Regions from separate parts of the Homo sapiens genome. Here region 1 is linked to region 2. A link is an interaction called in ENCODE POLR2A ChIA-PET data of the cell type or tissue named here. Cell type or tissue: GM12878. All regions are shown on one strand.

Region 1 (5,000 bases), 210 kb after region 2:
CCACTACAACTTCTGCCTCCCAGGTTCAAGCAATCCTCCTGCCTCAGCCCCCTGAGTAGCTGGGACTACAGGTGCAAGCCACCACGCTCAGCTATTTTTTTTTTTTAGCTATTTTTTTTGTATCTTTAGTACAGCAGGGGTTTCACCATGTTGGCCAGGATGGTCTTGATCTCTTGACCTCGTGATCCACCCGCCTCGGCCTCCCGAAGTGCTGGGATTACAGACATGAGCCACTGTGCCCGGCCTCATGCAAAACTTTCTAACTTGACTTCCTGCCCCTAGCTTTTATGTCCTCTAAACCATTCTCCGTCTTGCCATGGACCGATTTCCCTTTTTCTAAGCATAAATCTGGTTATGCCACAGCACACTGACTCCTCAAATCCTGTTTCTTCCAGGATCAACTTCACACTTCTTAGATGGCATTCGATGACCTCCTAACAAATAATCTGCTACAACCAATAGAGGTCAGTCACACCCTGTCCCTTGGGATGATATTTTCACATTTCTACCTAAGCACTTTCCCTAGGTCTTCCTTCTTTCTCCGTTTTGCAAAAGATTGTTACTTTTTATATTCTGCCATTAAAAACATTTTAATTTTTTAATTTTTAATTTTTTTTGAGACAGAGTCTTGCGCTGTTGCCCAGGATGGAGTGCAATGGTGCGATCTCAGCTCACTGCAAACTCCACCTCCCGGGTTCAAGTGATTCTCCTGCCTCAGCCTCCTGAGTAGCTGGGATTACAGGTGCAAGCCACCACACCTGGCTAATTTTGTGTTGTTAGTAGAGACGCAAACTCCTGGTCTCAAGTGATCTGCCCGCCTTGGCCTCCGAAAGTGCTGGGATTACAGGCATGAGGAACCACACCCAGCTTCATCTTGTGTTTTGAAGAACAGAAAAATTCAGCTTGCAGGCAGAAGGGGCAAGTGCACAGAGAGAAGCAGAAATGAAATGCAGTGGGGTGCTCCTTCTACTTCTTTATTTCAGTCTCTGCCTGAGGGCTGGCTGCATTCCTGTGCTTGTGTCCAATGAGATAAGCCAGTATCTTTATTATAAATCCCACTTTCAGTTTAAATTAGTTCCCTAGAAGTTCCGCTATTTTTAACCAAATAACCTTTTTTTTTTTTTTTTTTTTTTTTAAGTCTTCCTCTGTTGCCCAGGCACCTGGCTCCAAATCACCTTAATTTAAGGAATTACGCTCAATCTTTCTGGGCGAAGAGCTTGTGACTTTATCATGTGGCTCAGTGTATCGCTAGGTTTTATTTACTGTAAGTCTTGCAGAGAATCTGGCACAGTTGGGCAGGGGATTTGAGGTGTTGTAAGCAAGGACTGATAGAAGGGTGTGTAGTTGGTTCATACAGAGTTTAGTAGGATGTTTCACTTTCACGAGGCTTATAGTAAGCATTAATAAATATTTGAACAGAGGAGTATTCCATACCTCATAAATCTAAATCTGATAAAAAATTAGAATTTAAAGTGATTGTTAATAGCTATCGTGTCGCACTGAGATATAGAAATTCAGTGATCATCCTTAATTGTTGCGCCTGTGGTCACTGTATTGGGTATCAGCCATATATTTATTTACCAGCTGACTTCTACCTTCCTGCAGCCGGTTTGCTGTTTGTTATGTAGGAAAATTCTAGTGCTGACACAGGAGACCACTCAAAGAAGCTTTTGAGAAGTTGCAAACGGCTTGGGACCTGAACAAGCACTTTTGCTTAGAATCTTTACTTTGATTTTGACACCTTCAGCCAAGTGTTGGTGTCTTGAGAATTCTCTTTCATCACTTCTTGACCCAGCTCCTCATATGTAATGGTGTTAGCTTGGCTAAGTTGGAACTATAGTTCCCAGAATCCCCTTCCCTGAATAATTTGTGTTAAAAGTTAGAAAAAGAGGAGCCTGCATGAGATATGGGTCATGGGAGATAGATGTGAACCAGCAGCCATTCTATGGGAGAAGGACACAGAGAGATTGGCATATCCCAACTTGTCCCACTCCCCACCACATTGAGAGACAGGTAAAGGTGGGGGTGAGTTCCATATGTCCTTGCTGTCTGCTCCACACCAAGTACAAGCACTTCCTCCCAAGTACAAGCCCTGATCACTAAGAGGGATCCCGCTGAGTTTCCACTTGGACAGCTGGAAGCCTGGCTTCTCACACTGGAACTTGCCCACCTGTGCCAGGAGGGCTGGTTAGTGACTTTTCTTTGATCTTCCGACGTCTGAGAATTCAGACCCTGAATTCTCCAGATTCTACAACAATAGTGGGTAGTAGTCATGTCTTGTTTGCTATCCCAGAAGTTATCACAGCTTCTAGCATATAATTAATTCTCAATAAACATTTACTAAATAAATGATCTTCAGGAGGGAGGGAGGGAGAGAGAGAGAGTAAGGTTGAGGAGGGGGAGGGAGGGGGAGAGAGAGAGAGAGAGAGTGTAAGTGTACTTCTCTTATTGAAGTGGCCCAGATGGTGGAAATTCTCTTCTGCACACTTTTGGCTAAGAGGAAAAGGTGCTTTCCAATCTCATATTACTTACTTTTAAAAATAATTCCACAAGGCACATTCCAAAAAAAAAAAAAAGACACTGTTGAAATAGAGAAACGAAAGTAGCTTGCTTGCTTAAGATCCCAGGGCAAGAGAGGAAGTAAACCAAAATAGAACTTGTAGTTACGTTTTCCTTAAGTATAACTCAAATCTACTCAGCAGTTCACTCAATTTTATCTCCCTCCCTTTATCAAACCCACTTTCTTTCATCATCACTTCTTCTGCCCCTACCCATAAACACACATATATGCTCATCCAAACACCAGCAACGTGTGTGTGTGTGTGTGTGTGTGTGTGTGTGTGTGTGTGTGTGTGTGTGTATGTTGAAAGTATAGTTCTCCAAAGGGGAATACATTCAAAACAATTCAACAGATACTTATTGAGCATCTATGTGTAAGAAAAATTGTGCTCTCTGCAGGCAAAGCAAGGATGAGTAGGGAGCAAATGTGTTGTGGCCCTCCCACTGGAGAAACTTTATACAAATTATTTGATGTGACACCATTTCTTTTTTTCTCTTTTTTTTTTTTTTCTGAGGCACAGTCACCCAGGCTGGAGTGCAGTGGCATGATCTCGGCTCACTGCAACCTCTGCTCCTCGGGTCAAGCAATTCTCCTGCCTCAGCCTCCTGAGCAGCTGGGATTACAGGCGTGCGCTACCATGCCTGGCTAATTTTTTGTATTTTTAGGATAGATGGGGTTTTGTCATGTTGGTCTCGAACTCCTGGCCTCAAGTGATCCACCCGCCTTGGCCTCCCAAAGTGCTAGGATTACAGGTGTGAGGCACCACACCTGGCCTGATGTGATACCATTCTTGGTTATTACCAAACTCCTGTCCTTAAACAGTGCCCTGTCTCTTTTTCATTCCTCCCTTGAGTCTTTGTGTTGTGTTTCCTCATGAAAATACCCCCAAAGTAGCTTAATGAGATTTAGCAGAAACAGATCTTCCAGGTCATGGCCCATTCAAGACAACATTTTTTTCAACTTCTATTTTAAGTTCAGGGGTTCATGTGTAGGATGTGAAGGTTTGTTACATGTGTCATGGGGGTTTGGTACACAGATTATTTCATCACCCTGCTATTAAGCCTAGTATCCATTATATCTAGTTATAATATTTTTCCTGATCCCCTCCCTCCTCTCCAAGAGAACATTTTATTATTCCCTAGGCAGGTGGTTCTTAACATTTGCCAGTAAACTTTTAACTGGGAAGCCTCTTTAAAATGCAGAATCCTGGGCTCCACTCCCTATCGCCCTTTTCCCTACTAAAATTCAGGATGTCTAGGAAATTTGTATTTTTCACAAGACTCTAAGTGATCATCTCACACCAGTGGTCTCTGGGCCACTCTTGGAGAAATGTCTAAAAACATCTGACAGAGAATCACCTTAAACACTTACTTGTAAAAAGCTGATTCTTTTTTTAAATTTTTATTTTAATATTTATTTATTTATTTTTGAGATGGAGTCTTGCTCTGTCACCAAGGCAGGAGTGCAGTGGTGCAATCTTGGCTCACTGCAACCTCCGCCCCCTGGGTTCAAGCAATTCTCCTGCCTCAGCCTCCCTAGTAGTTGGGATTACAGGTGTGCACTACCATGCCTGGCTAATTTTTGTATTTTTAGTAGAGATGGGGTTTTGCCATGTTGGCCAGGCTGGCCTCAAATTCCTGACCTCAAGTGATCTGCCTGCCTTGGCCTCCCAAAGTGCTGGGATTACAGGTGTGAGGCACCGTGCCCAGCCAATTCTTTTTTTTTTTTTTTTTTTTTTTTGAGACCGTCTTGCTGTGTTGCCCAGGCTGGAGTGTAGCGATGCGATCTCAACTCCCTGCAACCTTCACCTCCTCCCCAGTTCAAGCAATTCTCATGCCTCAGCCTCCCAAGAAGCTGGGATTACAGACATGCACCACCACACCCAGCTAATTTTTGTGTTTTTGGTAGAGATTAGGTTTTGCCATGTTGCCCAGGCTGGTCTCGAACTCCGGGCCTCAAGCAATCTGCCTGCCTTGGCCTCCCAAAATGCTGAGATTACAGGCCTAAGCCACCATGCCTGGCCTAAAAAGCTGATTCTTGATCCCTGGCCCATACTATCTGAATCCGAATATTTGAGGTCAGAGCCTGGTAATATGCATTTTAACGTCATTCCCCACTTAATTCTTATGGATTCCAGAGAGCTTCCTCTGAGAAGTATTGTTCAATCTACTCTACATTAAAGGCCATAAAAGCTCTCTGTAGAGAGAAATAGAAACATGCAGGGCCCTCCTCTTTAATAAACATTGATTTTAAAATCCTTCCTAATCATTAGAATTTGTTCCCAGTTTATTGCGGATCTGAGCATATCCCGGGAAATGGCTGAGTTCTGAAGGTCAGTGGCCCTTATGCCCTCTGAGGTAGTCAGGATTACTGATGGGCCCATCCCACCTAGCCCCGGTTTGCTGACTAATCATCTTCAGGTTCATCAAACAGGAATCAG
Region 2 (5,000 bases):
CCCTGCAACCTTTAACTCCTGGGCTCAAGTGATCCTCCCACCACAGCTTCCCGAGTAGCTGGGACCTCAGGCATGCGCTACTGTGCCTAATTTTTTTTTTTCAGAGACAGTGTCTCACAGAGTTGCCCAGGCTGGTCTTGAACTCCTGGGCTCAAGCAATCCACCCGCCTCAGCCTCTCAAAGGGCAGGGATTACAAGTGTGAGCCACTGTGCCCAGCCAGGTACATTTTTAGAGGGCTCCCAATTGCACTGGCCTGGTTGTGTATTACTGTATATATTGTGGTTCTTGAGTTCAACTTTTCTTCCAAATCTGGAAAAAAATAAGCTTGGTTTAAGAATTCTGAAGAAGAAAACATAGGCCAGGCATGGTGACTCATGCCTGTAACCCCAGTGAGGCAGGAGAATAGGGTCTGGAGGCAGGGAACCTAAGGCCCACCCACCCTGACTGGATATAAGATATAACCCCTCCTTTTTCTGTGTGGAAAATGAAAGTAACTCTGATTGGTCCCCCCTACAACCAATCAGACTAGTCGTGGACCACTAGAGTGAACCAATGGGAAACCAATGGGAAACCTCTAGAAGGCATATAAACCCCAGAAGAACCAGTGTTCCTGAGCCTCTTGCTTCAGCCGGCTCCCACCCTGTGGAGCATACTTTCATTTAAAATAAATCTCTGCTTTCACTGCCTTGGTTTTTTGTGCATTTTGTCCAATTCTTTGTTCAAAACACCAAGGAGCTAGACAACTACCCTCAACCAGTAATGCCACTGCTTTGGGAGGCTGAGGTAGGATTGCTGGAGGCCCAGAGCTCAAGACCAGCCTGGGCAACAAAGTGAAACCCCATCTCTACAAAAAATAAATTAGCTGGGTACAGTGGCATGTGCCTGGAGGCTGAGGCAGGAGGGTCACCTGAGCCCAGGAGTTTGAGGTTGGTGAGCTATGCCACTGCATTCCAGCCTGGGCAACAGAGCGAGACCCTGTCTCTAAAAAATAAGTAATTAACAGAATAGTCTCTAAGCTAAAAATAAAAAAATTTTAAAAGAAAACATAAGTTGGTATTAGAAAATCTAAACTGTAATCAGACTGATGAAATTCAGTAGTTTATGTAAAGAACACGACGTGAGGTCATGCGTATTTACCCTCACAGTTTTCTCTACTTTTCCTCATGCATTGTTCCTTACCCACTGTTGTAGAGTAGTAAAAAAACGTGTGCATTTCTATAGGTGCCATGTCTAATGGCTTCATCACAGCTGTTAGCCATCATTAACTCTTTATGATCATCTTCATACACTTTTAAGTCTGAAGTGGATTCAAGGATCTGTAAATCTTCTGAAAGAAAATATTTGGCTAAATTTTGTGCCAAGAGAGGGACAGACTCTAAGAGGCCTTTAAATAAAAACACTAAATACCACTAATGTGAAGGATCAAGCAAGTTCTTCTATTCCTCTGACTATATGCTCAGAGTTTTTTCTAATGTTCACATTTAAAATGAACACAATGAAAAATATCTTCATTATCCAAATGTGAGCAGTACCCAAGCTTCACAGCCCTGTCTCTGCCATGGAGAGCAGGCCCACACACTGCTGCCTGCTGGAGCAACCGTGCTGGTCACAGGGCCAGAGGCAGAGAGCCCTAACAAGCAGTCAGGGCGCTAATGAGGAAGGGGGGACAACCTGTCCTCTACAGAAAATAATGAGATTAATATGTTCAACAACTCCCATCCAGAATCCAGCAGGAAGTTAAACCAAACGACACATGATTCTCTGACGAAGAAATAAGAATACGGTTGACTGGTTTTTTATATTTATTTACCTGAAAGCTTCTAATGTTTCTAACTAGTGACATATTTCAGGCCAGGAATTCTGTTTGCCTAGATCATGATGTCTAAACACTGCACACTTGACCAACTTTGGATCCAAATAACTAGCTTTGTATGCTCTTGGGCCCTGCAGTACGGCTCTGCTTCAGTGGTTTCCAGCCCTGATAGGCACTAGGATTACCAGAGGAATTTTTAAAATACCAATGGGGGTTGGGGATTCCCGTCATCAGTGCTAAAGGCTACCAGGTGAATGTAATGTGTAGCCGGGGTTTGGAACCAGTGGGTCAGACATCAATCCTGACAGTACCACGGAGGCAGACTGTTCCCCAGGCCAGATCTCTCAGCAGCTTGACAGCGCTTTAAAGAAATCATGCACTCGATTAAGATGAAGGGATCACTATTTCTGCATGCTCTAAACAGAAAGATAAATAAGCTGCCCAAGAGGTGCTCAGCCAAAACCTGGGAACGGCTTATAGAGGGCACAGTTCCCACAGTCAACAGTGAGAGCTGAAAGTTTCCCTTTCTAGAGCCACAAGCTGCACTTCTAGATTTGCACTGGGGTATGAACTGGACTGAGCTCTCTGGGGGATCCTCCGGGTTCTAACATTGCCACCTGGTAGGTAATCCTTTCAGAAGTGAGTACCTGTCCCCACTCCAGCTAATGCAGACGGTCAGCACTGGAGACCACACAAGACCACAGCAGCTGGGAGACAGGTGAGAGATTTACCAGGACAGGGAGCTACCTGAGTGTGTTCCTGAAGTTTTCCCAGGTGTATCAGCTGCAGGTATCTTTTTCCTAACCAGGTCCATCACAATTTTCTCCATAAAGTTTTGTACCTTTCACACACATACACACACACACACACCCCACCCCATCCCATACAAAAAGTTTAAAGAAGTTTCTGGCATGAAAATATGCCCTCTTCTAGCTGAGACAGAGCACTTACTAGCACTGGATCCCATCCCACTCAACTTGCCTGCTGCAAACATGGCGGCAATACACATCCTTTAGTCTGCTGCAAGGAGGTTCTGAAGAAAGCAGTCGCCCTTTACTATTCGGTAAAGTCGTGTTATATTTTTAACGCACTGGATTAATCAGTCAAATCTCAGACATGACAGCAGGCTTCATAATCTTTTTTTCCTTTGTTATTCTTAGCTCAACTTCCACAGCTGAGTAAGAAGTTTTTCACATACTTACAAGAGTGTTAAAAATTTTATTCCTTCTCAGCAGGAGAGAGTTGGCCCTTCTTGTGACTTTGTCTCTGATTCTTGGGCAAGTTGGCTTGGGAATGCTACTGGGGAAAAACTCACTAATCTTTCATCATCATGAAAAAGCAACAAACAGAACAGGAACTCAAGTGATTCAAAATAAAAGGAAGGAGCCTGTCTAAAACAGTGGCATGTTCAAGTAACAGACAATCTTAAATAATGCAGCAATTTTGTTACTCTGTCCATTCTGTATCCAAAAGAATCTTCCAAAATTATAATAAATAAAATGATATGGTCAACACTTTGCAACGTGCCATTATCAGCCTATATTACTCAATGAGACACTAACCACATGTTAGTAACTGTAAAGAGGTGTTGTATGGTCATGCGTTAAAATATGGATGTGATATTGGTATAAAAGATCCTACTATGAGAGTAAAATTTGTATAGAGCCGTTCTTTTAATAATTCAGAATATGAATTAACATTTCAATTCAGATCAGATCTCAACTACTAAGGCAAAACCTAATGGGTCAGGTGGTAAATGCCAGTTACAAGAATAAATGAAAATGAGGCTGGGCATCGTGTCTTAGGCCTGTAATCCCATCACTTTGGGAGGCAGAGGCAGAGGCGGGTGGATAACTTGAGCTCAGATGTTCAAGAGCAGCCTGGCCAACATGGCAAAACCCCACCTCTACAAAAAAAATACAAAAATTAGCCGGGTGTGGTGGCACACACCTGTGGTCCCAGCTACTCAGGAGGCTGAGGTAGGAGGATCGTTTCACCCCAGAGGTAGGGGCTGCAGTGAGCCAAGATCGCACCACTGCACTCCAGCCTGGCAACAGAGCAAGGGCCTGTCTTTGGAAAAAAAAAAAAAAAAGAGGTGGGTTGGGGGCGGCCCTAGATGCTACATTATCCTAAAAGAAGCTATTGTTTTTAATGACTGCCTCACCTTTTTTCAAACTAGCAAGACCGATGGAAGGACATAACACGTGTTAATGCCCATCTGCAGAATGAGAAGCAAAGTCCAGACAGGTAATGCTGGAAGAAGATGCAAAGGCTACAGCGAATCAAAGCAAAGACTTGTGAGACAACTCAACTGGGCCTAAATCAAAGGCCGATCAAAGATACCGCCAGGCCAACAGCAAGGATGGTCCACGCTGGAGTCAGGGCAGTCTCCCCACACTCACCTTTCTCTTTTTGGCCAACTTGCTTGAGCTGTCTGAGCTCCTCTTCTCAGAGCTGTGCTTCTTCCCTGCGGGCGGCTGTTTATCTTCTGCTTTCCTCTGGCGGCTCCCCTTCCCGGGAGGCTGGGGTATCCGAGAGAGCAGGTCTAGGGTGATCTTCACCATCAAGCTTTGTGGGGGAGGAGTGTCCCTGAGCGGTGAGAGCAGCTTGGTGTCTCTCAAAGGCAATGGGAGTCTGTCTTTGCGGCTGTCCTCCTGGACCACCACGGCTTGGCGGCAGCCACTAGTCCTGCTGCCGCTGCCACTGTGGGGTGGGCCCTGGCTCTCAGTCAGGGGAACAAGAGCAAAGTGCTCAGGGGTCCTGTCCTCCACATTGTCCTTCGCGGGTTCTGGGCCTGAGAGAGCCTTAGAGGGGGCAGGGAGGGAGCTCTTGTGCTTCTTCTTCTCACTGGAGGGGGGCACTGCTGGCTTGGGTTCGTTGCTTGCTGCGGCCCGGGGCCGTCCTTTCGTCTTCACCTTGGGCTTGTCTTTGGAAGTCTGGTCTCGGGAGCCATAGGGAAGAAGCCCTGGCTCCCTTTCCCCCTGCAGGCTGGTCCGTGAACCTGCCCGGGCAGAGGCCTTGACAGGTTTTTTGGGTTGTTTGGTTCCAACGGTTTGCCTTTGTGGGGGCTCCTGCTGTGCCGGAGACTTCTGACAGCTCCTCTTTCCGGGGTGGGGGGCTTCGGGTGGGGCCCGGGGGGCTTTGCTGGAGCTTTTAGGGGGAGGATCTTTGGATTCAGAATGCTCC

The links. Peaks named below come from ENCODE experiments on the same cell type or tissue, not always from the same donor. Only the 100,000 strongest peaks of a DNase experiment are listed, where the experiment ranks them.
Region 1: POLR2A ChIA-PET joins it to region 2 with 10 read pairs; 3 of 35 experiments call an interaction of 5 or more read pairs at or near these places.

What each region holds. Positions count from the first base shown.
Region 1 is chr4:86,906,029-86,911,028 of GRCh38, reverse strand. It overlaps a transcript of C4orf36 not described here. Among named protein-coding and RNA genes, the nearest start is that of C4orf36, 16 kb to the right of the region's middle. In GM12878, no CTCF peak of the experiment used is centred here; no DNase peak of the experiment used is centred here; H3K27ac peaks cover 428 bases.
Region 2 is chr4:87,114,516-87,119,515 of GRCh38, reverse strand. It overlaps AFF1 (ALF transcription elongation factor 1), which reads right to left. Exons shown (of 21, transcript NM_001166693.3): 12 at 4,217-5,000. Among named protein-coding and RNA genes, the nearest start is that of KLHL8, 100 kb to the left of the region's middle. In GM12878, no CTCF peak of the experiment used is centred here; no DNase peak of the experiment used is centred here.